Linked DNA regions of Homo sapiens: region 2 is linked to region 1. Evidence: chromatin contacts called from ENCODE Hi-C or POLR2A ChIA-PET data. All regions are on one chromosome and are shown on one strand. Each heading gives the region's core, a stretch centred on a gene start or an enhancer-like site at or near the end of the contact. The rest is flanking DNA. Distances are from core to core; before and after follow the strand shown.

Evidence for each region. A loop is a pair of places that touch in the nucleus more often than their neighbours do. ChIA-PET counts read pairs that join two places held with the same protein, here RNA polymerase II (POLR2A). Pooled maps may share reads with other maps.
Region 2: a pooled map shows a loop between it and region 1 (2.4-fold over the local background). The contact joins two enhancer-like sites. A Hi-C loop is called at or near these places in 6 of 50 pooled maps. POLR2A ChIA-PET finds 5 or more read pairs at or near these places in 7 of 52 experiments (A549, CD4-positive, alpha-beta T cell, CD8-positive, alpha-beta memory T cell and 4 more).

The regions. Positions count from the first base shown.
Region 1 is chr10:73,863,137-73,867,203 of GRCh38, forward strand. All of the region lies in intron 2 of CAMK2G (calcium/calmodulin dependent protein kinase II gamma), which reads right to left. Among named protein-coding and RNA genes, the nearest start is that of CAMK2G, 9.4 kb to the right of the region's middle. Within about 2 kb of position 2,800, at least 17 of the 41 ENCODE cell types and tissues checked have a DNase peak (open chromatin) inside an H3K27ac peak, as active enhancers do.
Region 2 is chr10:74,054,608-74,058,305 of GRCh38, forward strand. All of the region lies in intron 2 of VCL (vinculin), which reads left to right. Among named protein-coding and RNA genes, the nearest start is that of VCL, 58 kb to the left of the region's middle. Within about 2 kb of position 1,549, at least 8 of the 41 ENCODE cell types and tissues checked have a DNase peak (open chromatin) inside an H3K27ac peak, as active enhancers do.

The DNA.
Region 1 (4,067 bases), core at 1,550-4,049:
ACTTTGTGGAAGGAGGTGGGGACAGACAGAGATTAGTTCCTGCTGCCCAGCTAATCCGTCCCAGCTGCCCAAAGATCTGGGTCAGGCCTTCCTTCCTGTGCCTGGGTTCAGCATGACCACCGACCAGGATGCAGCCAGGAGAACCCCAAGTAACTCCCAACTCCCAGATCACCTGGCATCCCTTGGTCCCAGGCACAGGGATGTGGCCAGTGACCTCCAGAAGCGAGGCACTCAAGGAGGCTGTAACAGCCTTGCCTGGTGGCTGGGGGGCTTGCTTCTTCCAGATCTGGCAGGATGTTGACATGACCCCACCTTCCTTCCATCCCTGGACTTGAGATGGAGGTACCAAGCCAGCCAGCCCCAAAGCTACAGACCCACGGCCCTCTCTCTGGGCACAAACCTCACCACCCTCCAGCCCATAACTCTCAGGCTTGGTTGCCTGGGCAGGTGCAGGAGAACAGCATCTTGCAATGCGGAGGTGGCAGCTGAGGGAAGGCCCAGAAGATTAATGTTTATCTCCTTCCTTAAGTCTCTTACTAGCTAATGGTTACAGTCCCACAACAGCAACAGCACTAAAAATAAGGGCACTCTGCTTTACCAGTGACTTTGAGTGGAGAGAAGATACACAGACTCAGGCTCCCAGCTCCTCAAAGGAGCTGCCCAGCATCCAGAGGGTCCTTGTTAGCCTCTTAGTTCAGCCTTAACTCCAAGGAGCTGAGCCCTGTGTTCCCGGCAAGGCCCAGGTCTTCTCTGAACCCCAGGACTATACCTTGATCCTCATTCTGATTCTAAGCTGTGGAGTATGGCAATTAACAACACATCGGTTTTGAAGTCAGACAGCCCTGGATTGAGCCCAACACTGCCACATCCAGCAAGCTATTAAACCCACCCGAGCTTCATTCATTCCTTCAAGAAATATTTATCGTGGCTGGGCGCGGTGGGTCACGCCTGTAATCCCAGTCCAGTACTTTGGGAGGCCAAGGTGGGTGGATCACTTGAGGTCAGGAGTTCAAGACCAGCCTGGCCAACATGGCAAAACCCCATCTCTACTAAAAATACAAAATTTAGCCAAATGTGCTCACTAGAACCCAGGAGGTGGAGGCTGCAGTGAGCCAAGATTGGGCCACTACACTCCAGCTTGGGGTGACAGAGCAAGTCAAAAAAAAAAAAGAAATATTTACTGAGGCCTACTATGTGACAGACAGTATTCAAGATGCTAGGAAGACAGTGGCGAACAAAACAGACAAAAATCCCTGCCCTCATGGAGCTGACACTCTAGTGGGTTGTGTATGGGGGAGGGATGGACAGTAAGAAAACTCAACAGCACGTTAGATGTCACGGCAAGTGCTGCGTAGAAAAAGCAGAGAAAGTGGGGAGTGCAGATTTGAGTAGGGCAGTCCAAGAAAGCCTCAGTAAGGAGGTGACATTTGATTAGGACCCAAAGTAGGTGAGACAGTGAGCCAGGCACATTATCTTGGGAAAGAGGTTCCTCACTTCTTTTGTTTGTTTTTTTTGCTTTTTTTTGAGATGGAGTCTTACTCTGTTGCCCAGGCTGGAGTGCAGTGGCATGATCTCGGCTCACTGCAAGCTCCGCCTCCCAGGTTCACGCCCTTCTCCTGCCTCAGCCTCCCGAGTAGCTGGGACTGCAGGCGCCCATCACCATGCCCGGCTAATTTTTTTGTATTTTTCAGTAGAGACGGGGTTTCACTGTGTTAGCCAGGATGGTCTCGATCTCCTGACCTTATGATCCGCCTGCCTCGGCCTCCCAAAGTGCTGGGATTACAGGCGTGAGCCACGGCACCCGGCCAAGAGGTTCCTCACTTCTAAAATAGAGACAGCAAGATCTGAGGTTTAACTGAGGTGGTACAGGTCAAGAGTTTTGCATAAGGTCTGGCATATAGCTCCTTTCCAAGGGCCCAGTGAGAAGCTTGACAGGGTCTCCTGGGCTGGGCTTGTGGCCACAGCTATCACCAGAGACACTGTGAATGGGACCCACTGTCCCCTCAGCCCAGGCAGATGCAGGGTCTGCAACACAGCAACTAAGCCCTCCTGCCTGGCTTCTGGGCTCCCCACATGGTCCTCCATTGCAGTCCTGGAGGTGGAGTGTCCCTCCCTGTTTTGGCGGGGCCCACCTGTGTCTACAGTCTGCAGGTGATGGGCAGCAACAGGGGCTCCTCAGAGAGAGGGGAACGCCGCAGGAAGTGCCACTGTCCGCTTCCCTCCTCTTCCTCGCAGCCGTGGCACCCTGCCATCCACAAGCTCTCCTCAATGAACAGAGCAGTTTCTACCTGCCCCGCTCTCCCCGTTCCTGCTGCCACATACTGCCCGGCCACCACCCAGCCTCTCCAGCTGTTGTCTCCTGTCTCTTCCCCTGACACTTCCTGTCCTGTAGTCACATCCAGGGCTGGCCCACGGCTGCAAAAAAGCAGAGGGTCCATCCCAGCAGCAGTGGCAGCAGAGGGGTTCCAGGATGGAGTAGTGGTTTCTAGAGCATCTTTCCCAAAAGCAAGGGCATCCCAGCTGGACGCAGCATCTCCAACCCCAAAAAGGGCGAGGCCACTGAATGGGCTTGGTCCACAGTGGGAGGGCCCTGGCTCGGCATCTCAAGGTGCTGCAAAGGTGTCTCCCCTTGAGACACCCCTCCTTCCAGTAACCACTAGGGAGAGGCTCAGACCTTCCAAGGTGGACCCTCCTCCACGCACCTTTCTACCAGGCTCATCCCCGCCCCTCCCACAGCCCAGCCCCCCCCTTCCTGTTTGACAACTGCCACTTCCCGCTTTTGCACAGGGCCACTTCCTGCCTGCCTGTGTGCTACTGCCATGGAGAGACCCACCCCTGCCGGCCTTCAGCCCAGCTCCAACCACAGCCCTCTGCAGGTTTTCCCCATCATTAGCAGAGGTGGCAACAGGAGCAGAAAGCAGAAGCAGCTCCAGCCTTTCCCCAGCAGCCTGCCTAGACCAGAGTGGTCTGAGCCCAGGCCAGAGCCAGGCCCTGGGAAACAAGGATCCTAGAAACCCAACCTCTCCCGCCTTCTGCCCAAGTGCTTCAGGACTTGGTCCAAGGTGCCACGATTTCACAGGAAGGGCAGCAAGAAGTGACCAGATGCACCAGGGGAGGCAGAAAAGAGGAAGCAGATAGGGAGGTGATAGCTTGCAGCCAAGGGGTGCACCAAGCCTGCCCCTGAACCACCTCCCCCTCTGGCCTGAAGACAGAAGCCTACTCCAATGCCCTTTCCTTCCTCTGCCAGGTCAGGGGGCCAGGGAGGGCTGGCCACAGATTCTCCATGGCCCTCTCAGGGATGGGCCTGCTTGACTTAGTGACATTTTCCTAAAAAAAAAACACAAATGCCAGCACTAGCTTCAAATAAGATCCTGCTGCCACGTAAACATACAATCCTCTGTACGTGGGAAAGGATGCACATTCCTACTCTGACTGAGGACTCTCCCAAGTTCCAATCTCAAAGACATTCTTAACTTTGTAAAGGGTATTTTGCAGGTCTGTGCCTATGACCCTAAACATGGATGTGAGAAACTTCCTGCAACCCCACTGATTTCAGGGCTCCATGGGAGGCGGCCTCACTTGCTGCCCTCCTGAGTGCCTTTCATCTTCTTCCCAAGCAGCAGAGGCCGCCGTCTGGTCCCCTTGGCACTCTGAGGAGCAGAAACAAGGACATCGCAGGGATTTGATGTCATAATCCACCTTCCCCAGCTGCTTATGCACAGCCCTGGGCCTGGGACACTGACCAGTGGGAATCCCAAGCCACGATCCCACCGACCTCACCCTGACACTGTGATGCCACATCCCTTCCTCTTTGAATCTCACTCTAAAGATGCAAAGAGTCTCCAATTAAAAGCAAAGTCCATCCGACACACAAGAGCAGGACCATGGTTTCTAATGCCCTCACACATGTACACCTGGTGACTAGCTGGGGGCTGTGATACAGAGGGACGGGGCCTGAAATGGTCCCATGTGAACCCCCAAGGCTCTGTGCATGTACCCAGCATCCTCCCCTTATCTTCAACCCTCACTCAAGCAGTTTTAACTTGGTGACACAAAGACCTGAGCCC
Region 2 (3,698 bases), core at 299-2,798, 190 kb after region 1:
AGGACCTTTAAGTAATAATAGTGAAATTTTAGGCTGGGCGTGGTGGCTCACGCCTTTAATCCTAGCACTTCGGGAGGCCAGGGCAGGAGGATTACTTGAGGCCAGGAGTTCAAGACCAGTGTAGCCAACATGGTGAAATCCCGTCTCTACCAAAAATACAAAAATTAGCTGGGCGTGATGCTGCACACCTGTAGGCCCAGCTACTCGGGTGACTGAGGCAGGAGAACTGCTTGAGCCTGGGAGGTGGAGGTTGCAGTGAGCTGAGATCACGCCATTGCACTTCAGCCTGGGTGACAGAGCAAGACTATGTCTCAAAAAAAAACAAAAACAGAAAAACCAACAACAAAATAATAATAGTGAGATTTTAAATTATTTCTTGATTAAGAAATGCATAAAAACAAAAAGATACAGGCCGGGTGCGATGGCTCACACCTGTAATCCCAGCCTTTTGGGAGGCTAAGGTGGGCAGATCACTTGAGGTCAGGAGTTCAAGACCAGTCTGGCTAACATGGTGGAAACCCGTCTCTACTAAAAATACAGAAATTAGCTGGGCATGGTGAGGAGTGCCTGTAGTCCCAGCTACTTGGGAGGCTGAGGTGGGAGAATGGCTTGAACCTGGGAGGCAGAGATTGCAGTGAGTGGAGATCATGTCACTGCACCCTAGTCTGAGTGACAAAGTGAGACTCTATTTCAAACAAACAAACAAATGATACAGTGAATTTCATAATATTTTATTTTATTTTATATAATTTTTTGAGACAGGATCTTGCTATGTCACCTAGGCTGGAATGTAGTTGTGTGATCACAACTCATTGCAGCCTCAGCCTCCTGGGCTCAGGTGATCCTCTCATCTCAGCCTCCCAGGTACCTGGGACTATAGGCATGCATGCTACCATACCTGGCTAACTAAAAGAAAAAAAAAATTTTTTTTTTTTTAGAGATGGGATCTCACTATGTTGTCCAGGTGGGTCTAGAACTCCTGGGTTCAGTCAATCCTCCCAGAATACTGGGATTATAGGCGTTAGCCACCACGCCTGGCCAATTTAGTAATATTTTAAGATAATTTAAAAATTTTATTCATCACAACAGAATCAACATACATTTGAAAACTGCTAGTATCTGTAAGACACTCTTGCTTGTATACTCAGTCTATTTCTGCTGCAACCCTAGTATGAGATGGAGGAAGGACTGTGGAGCTGATGGACCAGGAGGTAGCAGAGTTCTTGATTGAACTCTGCACACTCAGAATCTGCACTGACGCTAGATTTGACAAGAGAATAAGGGAAGAAGGGAGAAAGAACAGGACTGGTTATTCAGGTTTTAAAGGATTTAAAGATTGTGACTTATACACATCTTTAAAATAAACTACTTACCAAGACTTGAGGAACATATAGCTTGGGCAGCTGTAACGTTTGTTCCTCTCCCATTCTTTCCCAACATGCTGCTTCCCCTTCAGTTATCAATTGACTTGGACAGAGTCCTGTTTTATTTGAAGTCAAAACTGGCTGCATACCCTCCTAATCTCAATAATCTGAAATAAGAGAATTTAGTGAGCCTGTGGGTTTTGTGTGTGTGTGTGCTCATGATGGGTGTGTGTGTGTGTTTAGGCTTTGTTATCTAGTATACATCCTCTAGCAAAGGGTTTGGTGTTTCCCTTGAAATGTTTTGAATGTTTTCAATATGACTCATTGTGGGTTATTTTTTAAAATTCAGTTTTCCCCTTAGCTTTATTGAGATATAATTGACAAATGGAAATTGTATATATTTAAGCTGCATCCTTGTGGTTTTATTTTTAGTTTTGGGTGTACTCATGCAGTGTCCTGTACTATCACTGTTTGGCCTTGATAAGAACAAGAAGTCCACTTTGCATTATGTTGTACTTTAAGAGAGTTGGGACAGGGAAAGGAATACTTTGTGGATGAGGTCTGTAGGATCTTTAAATGTAGGAGTACAGGGTTGGAACAGCATGTATTAATATTATCACACAGTGTACACCCGTGTGAGTTGGTGCTGCATACTTGCTACTTGAATTAGATTAAAGCTTGTCATTGTACTCTGTGTTCCTGACTCCCTCCTAAAAACTGTAACTATGCTTGTGGCCTTCAGTCAGGTGTCTAGGTGACTAATGGCTGAGGATCCTTGACCTTTCTCAAAATGGCAACTCCAGGAGCAAAGCATATCAGCTATTACTGATATGCCACAGAATGCGTCCATCTCTACTGTTTTAAAGTACAATCTGTGCCAAATGCTTCATATTAACATAGAAAAGAAATTTCTTCACCTATCTCCTGAGTCTTTTGAAATCTTCACATATATTATTTTCTAAATTATTATTATTTAAAATTTTCTTAAAGATGGAGTCTTGCTCTGTCTCCCAGGCTGGATAGAGTACAGTGGCATGATCTTAGCTCACTGTAACCTCAGACTTCTGGGATCAAACAATTCTCCCCTCAGCCTCCTGAATAGCTGGGGCTACAGGTACATGCCATCATGCATGGCTAATTTTTTAAAATTTTTCGTAGAGATAGGGTCTCGCTACGTAGTCTAGGCTGTTCTCAAACTCCTGGGCTCAAGCAATCCTCCCACCTCAGCCTCCCAAAGCGCTGGGATTATAGGTGTGAGTCACCATCCCTGGCTCTATTTTTATTATTTAAAAAAAAATTATATGTATATATAAATTCCAGTGAATTGATAGAGGCAGTACTTCCTATTTGAAGCATACTAGAATGGCTGAACTCTCAGTTGCTGATGCCTGAAATTTTATATTGGAGTTCATTCCTTAGGTTAACAATTTAAATCTTAAATATCTAATGAAGGGATAATTTGGGGGGCCTTAGCAGTCATTTTCACTTAGATCTTTGTCTGAAGGTAGGTTCTTAATATGCGGGAAGGCAGAGAGAGCTTGAGGGCCTGCCTGTACCCCAAACCCCTGTCTTCTCACTCAGGCCTTATATTATGAAGGGTCTGGACTTTAATATTATCTTCAAATAAGGCCATGTATGTAGTCACAGGAAAAAAAGAAGTTTTAAAAGATGTTGTTCATGGCCAGGTGTGGTGGCTCACGTTGTAATCCCAGCACTTTGGGAGGCTGAGGTGGCCAGATTGCTTGAGCCCAGGAGTTCAAGACCAGCCTGGGCAACATGGCAAAACCCCATCTCTATTAAAAATACAAAAAATTACCTGGGCATGGTGGCATGCACCTGTAGTCCCAGTTACTCGGGAGGCTAAGGTAGGAGGATCACTTGAGCCCAGGAGGTCAAGGCTGTGGTGAGCCGTGATCGTGCCACTGCACTCCAGCCCAGACAAAAGTTGATCATGCAATTAAAATATTAAATGTAAGCACTTAAATAGACCACCATTTTTATGAACCTGTTTTGGCATTTCTTCATTTTTAAATATGATGGACTTCTCAGACTGGGAAGTGATCTATGCCTTTCTTGATGTCTGAAAGACCCTGACAGGATGGGAAGGGAAGGGAAGATCTCAACAAGGGCTAAGAAAAGAGGAAGAATAGCCCTGACAATTGATTTTGCCTGCCACATAATTATACTGGGGCCAGACTGGTTGGAGATGACAGTGAGGGAGGTGCTGGGTGCAGTGGCCAGGTGGAGAAAACCTCACTGACCAGATTCTCATGTTCTCACTTCCTTCCCTCCACCTGTTTCCTTCCCATCTCCCAAGTGTCGTCGTAGCCTTGT